2 separate regions of the Mus musculus genome follow, and region 2 is linked to region 1. Evidence: chromatin loops called from intact Hi-C (ENCODE). Cell type or tissue: gastrocnemius. All regions are shown on one strand.

The links. Hi-C counts contacts between places; a loop is a spot of excess contacts. Peaks named below come from ENCODE experiments on the same cell type or tissue, not always from the same donor. Only the 100,000 strongest peaks of a DNase experiment are listed, where the experiment ranks them.
Region 2: it touches region 1 in a loop (2.3-fold over the local background); 9 of 42 quality-filtered maps call a loop at or near these places.

Annotation. Positions count from the first base shown.
Region 1 is chr15:80,223,946-80,226,445 of GRCm38, reverse strand. It overlaps Gm46521 (a long non-coding RNA gene), which reads right to left and starts at 845. Exons shown (of 2, transcript XR_001781722.2): 1 at 1-845. In gastrocnemius, CTCF peaks have their summits at 456 (motif pointing left) and 1,023 (motif pointing right); DNase peaks (open chromatin) are centred at 453 and 1,034.
Region 2 is chr15:80,111,540-80,114,039 of GRCm38, reverse strand. It overlaps Syngr1 (synaptogyrin 1), which reads right to left. Exons shown (of 4, transcript NM_207708.1): 3 at 2,296-2,441. Among named protein-coding and RNA genes, the nearest start is that of Tab1, 20 kb to the left of the region's middle. In gastrocnemius, a CTCF peak has its summit at 1,359 (motif pointing left); no DNase peak of the experiment used is centred here.

The DNA of each region.
Region 1 (2,500 bases):
ATGCACAGTCCGTCTGCCTGACTCTTTCCCTCCCCTCGCCCACCCCCCTTTCTTGGTTTTCAAGACAGGGTTTCTCCGTGTAGCCCTGGTTGTCCTGAACATCACTCTGTAGACCAGGCTGGCCTTGAACTCAGAGATCTGCCTGCCTCTGCCTCCCTGAGTGCTGGGATTTGAGGTGTGCATCACCATGCCCAGTTTTGTTTTGTTTTTTGTCTTTTTATGTCAGTATCCACCTTGTCTTTGAAAATCTAGGCTGCGTTTAGGAAAAAAATGATATCTGTCAAAAGATGAATAATGCAGATTGTTCACTGCAGTGAATGTAACTAAAATACACTCAGAGGGGCAGAGAAATAGTGCAGTGGTTAAAAGCACTGACTGACTGCCCTGCAAGAGGACAAGGGGTCATCAGCACAATCAACTCCAGTTCCAGAGTATTCATCGCCCTCTTCTGGCCTCCATAGGTACTGCATACATGTGGTACACAGATATACATGCCTGCAAAACACCTATGCACATAAATCTTTTAAAATATATAGTTAAATTTTCATACATATAAATGCTTTCATAAAACCATAATATGGGTCCAGGCAATGGTGGCTCACACCTTTAATCTCAGCACTAAAGAGGCAGAGGGAGGCAGATCTCTGTGAGTTAAAAGGCCAGCCTGGTCTACATAGTAAGTTCCAGGACAGGCAGGGATACATAGAGAAACCCTGTCTCAAAAAAACCAAACCAAACAAAACCATATCTATAACTGAGGTGTTATATTACGCTTGTTTGTTTATTGCATACATGTGCTGCATGTGCGCCTACAGGAGTCAGTTCTCTCCATCCAGCATCTGGATGCAAGGGATGAAACTCAGGATGTCCGGCTTGGCGGGGCATGTGTTCATTCATCCAACTACCTCATCGGCACCCTGGCTATAGATGTTTGTATGAACTGCTTTGAGTCCTCTGTAGCACAACGAAGAATGAAGGGGGAGAGAGCTGGCAGGTGGGTGCCTTAGGCCTCGCTGACCACCAGGGGGCAGTGCAGCCCAGCTGGAAGGGACCCAGTTGGGTTAGTGTGCTCTGTCGTTGACCTCAGAAAACTGGTAACCAGTCCACCCAATTCAGCGCGCCCAGGCTCCCTCAGAGCTACTCAAGGTCATCTGGGCAGCACCTGGCAGCCCATTCCCCCTTTCTGGTTTTGGTTTGTTTGTTTGTTTGTTTTTTGAGGCGGGGGTCTCCCTATGTAGCCCTGACTAGCCTGAAACTTAGAGATCAGACCGGTCTCTCTGCCTTCTGGGTGCTGGGATGAACGGCAGGCACCGACACACCTTGCTTTTTGTTTTGTTTTGAGACAATGATACACTCTGTATGTAGCCAGCAGTGGTCTTGAACTGGGCTCTCCTGCATCTGCTTCTCTTGCCCATATTTCTAGTTCCTTCTAGGGCAGTGGTTCTCAACCTCCCTAACTCTATAACATCTGTGTTTTCTAATGGTCTTAAACTGTCTCTGTGAAAGGATCGTAAAGCAGCTTCAAAGGGGTCGGACCCACAGGTTGGGAACATCTGCTCTAGGGCATCTTAGCACACACACACACACACACACACACACACACACACACACACACCAGCTCTAAGTGGAAAGGGATATTCTGTGTCTAGGGACACAGTTGGTTGTCATGCTTTTGGGGAGGGTATTGCACTGGCATCTAGCTGTCAGAGGCTAGGATACTACTAATAACTTGCCACCTGTGTCACGGCTCCATGACCAAGAGTGAGCTTGACCCAGAATGACAGTAATGCCAAGATCAAGAACCCAGGCTCTCAGGGAGACTGGGTCCAATCAGGTGGCTCAGGCTGGCCTCAAACTTGCCGTGGGGCTGAGGATGAGCTTGAATTCCTGTTCCTTCCCCTCCATCTTCCGACTGCTCAGATTCCATGCGTGAACCATCATGCCTGGTTCCAGCAGCCTGGAAGATCAAACCCAAGATTTCCTGCATACCAATCAAATGCTCTAACAATGATGCCTTAGCTCCAGCCCTCCTTCATTTTCCTTCTCTTCCTCCCTCCCTCTTTCTTTTTAAATTTATTAATTTTTAATGTGTTGGTGTTGCTTGCATGAGAGTAGGCAATACCCTAGAACTGGAGTTATAGACAGCTGTGAATTGCTATGTGGGTGGTGGGGAATTGAACTCTGGTCCTCCGGAAGAGCAGCTGGTGCTCTTAACCAGTGAGCCATCTCCCCAGTACCCCCTCTTCTTTCTTTCTTTCCTTCCTTCCTTTCTTTCTCACTAGGTAGCCCAGCTGGTGGTGGTCTCAAGATGACTCTCCGGCTTCAGACTCTCAATGGCTAAGGTTCCAAGCGTATGCCACCATGCCCAGCTTTCAGGGTGGGTCTCACAGTCTGCAGCCAGACTGGATGCAGCAATAAGTTGAACCAAGACAGAGTAAAGGAAGTTAAGTGGAACCTGTGGGTGTCAGACCAAAAGGTCACACTGTCCTGTCGTGAGGGT
Region 2 (2,500 bases), 110 kb after region 1:
GCCTCACTCAAGGAATGAATGAATGAATGAATGAATGAACAGCAGAACTGACATTTATTGAGCATCTCTGTGCCAAGCCCTGTGCTGGCCCTTGCTCAGCCTGAAGTCATTGATCCATTATCAGTCAGGCTAGGAAAATTGACTAAGATTCAGCATGGTGCAAGGATTTGCTCTCAGTCACATGGCATGGGAAAATTGAGCCAGGCCACAGATCCTCCAACACTCCAGGCTAGCCCTCTGTAGGAAGCCAGCCTAGGGAGACACCAAGCTGGTCCTTCACACCATGTCTGTAGCATACCCCCTTCCTGGAGGCACTTCAGACCTTTTTTTTGGGGGGGGGTTGGTTTTTTGAGACAGGGTTTCTTTATGTAGCCCTGGCTGTCCTGGAACTCACTCTGTAGACCAAGCTGGCCTCGAACTCAGAAATCCGCCTGCCTCTGCCTCCTGAGTGCTGGTATTAAAGGTGTAGGCCAGCACCGCCCAGCACTTCAGACCTTTTAACAGCCCACCCCACTTTGTGGAAGGTTGGCTGTTGTTCTCTTCCCCAGCCAATAGGCTCCTGGGGCCAGGGCCCTGTCTAATCCACACAGGCACAAAATAGCTGCTCAATAAATGTTTACTGAAGGAACAAACACAAAGAATAAACCAAGGAAGCGATGCTGCATGAGCTAGCCAATGGTGAGCCATAGCTGACTTCCCCAGCCAGCCTCCTCCTGTCCTAGTGATCACACATCTCCAACACTGGGCCCTCCTGAGGTGTAGACTCCCTGTCCTTCAGGGACTACGGTTGTGCGGAGGCAGGGAACAGTGTGTTGTATTCCTCCTGGAAGGTAAGCTCCTTGAATCTGCGTACGGCCAGGGCTGCTGTCAGGCTCTGCCAGAGAGAGCAGGGGTGAGGTCGCTGAGGAAGCCGAAGGGCAGAGCTGCCTCAGGAAGGGCTGGCAGTGGGCAGCAGCACCAAGCTATTCGGTGTTTTCCCTCAATCCAATCGCTATGTTCCTGTCAGCGGCACCGTCTTAGCCAAGGGCAGGAATAGGGGAAGTCCTACTTTTTAGGGTACCTTCTTCCTAAATGAGCTCCCTGAGGCCACTTTGATCTTTCTGCCTAGTCCTGAAGGTATCAAGAGCTCTACGGTGACCATGGCTGGCTTCTGGGACCTGAACCACAAAACTCTTAGTTCCCAATACTGAGGTATAGAGTGCCCCCAGAAGATGGCTGTTGGGGTCCTCAAAAAGAAAAAGAAGTCTGGGCTGGAGAGATGGCTCAGTGGTTAAGACTCTCTAGAGGTCCTGAGTTCAATCAATTTCCAGCGACCACATGGTGGCTCGCAACCATGTATAATGGGATCTGATGCCCTCTTCTGGTGAGTCTGAGGACAGCAACTCATATACATAAAATAAATAAATAAATCTTTAAAGTCATCCAGGGAGAGTGGGGAGAGGGAAGACTGACTGTGTGCAGGCCAAGGGGGTCCCTTGAAGAACTTACAACAGAGTAACAGAAGGGGGAAGAGGAAAGGGGGCATGTTGACACCCCAACCTCTCTCGACTGGAGGGAGACTAGCAAGGGAGGAAATGGATGTGACCTAGACGGGCTAGCATTGCTGTGGCACAGGAAGCCCTTGAGACCTTCGGCTAGCCCTGAAAAGGACAGGCTCCAGCATGCTGAACCCCTAGATAACACATTCCTCCATATTTTTTTGCTTTGTTTGTTGGTTTGGTTTGGTTTGGTTTGGTTTGGTTTGGTTTTTGAGACAGGGTCTCCCCGTGTAGCCCTGGAACTCATTCTATAGACCAGGACAGCCTCAAACTCAGAGATCAGCCAGCCTCTTGTCTCCCAATGTTGAGATTAAAGGTGAATGCCACCATGCCAGACCTAAAAATAAAATTCCTTAAAAAGACAAAAAAATAAACAAGTACATTGCGAAGTTACTGAGCCCCGGTTTCCTTGTTTGGAAAGCAGAGCCAATAGGAAGCTTTCTCCTGGAGTGGGGAGACCCCAAGAGTGAAGATTCTGTCCGTGAAAGGGAAGCACAAAGGTGTGCTGTGTGCTCAGAGGCTAAGACAGGAGGCTCTCGAGCTCATGAACTATCTGGGCTATATGGTGATGTTCAAGTCACATCCTTAGGAAAGTGTTCCACATCAAGCCAAGGGGCTGCCTCGCTCAGGGAGGCTGGGCTGCAGGTGGCCTTGGAGCAGGTTCCCTCCGGGAAGCCAGGCTTAGCCCATCTACTCCATGGGACACAGCCTGGGGTTCGGCTGGAACAAGTAGGGACTCTACAGGACCTGTACTCACCCACGTGAAAATGGAGAAGAAGGAGAAGGCGATGGCAGCCCGGGCTGCGTCCGTCCCTTCGTTCAGAGGGTTGTCCTTGGGCTTGGAGACTTGCCACTGGTTGGCCAGGAAGCAGAAACCCACGAACCAGAAGAAGGCCCAGAAGGCTGGGGTGCCCAGGGCCAGGCCGGATGTCAACGACACACAAGGAGAAGGGGGAGAAAAC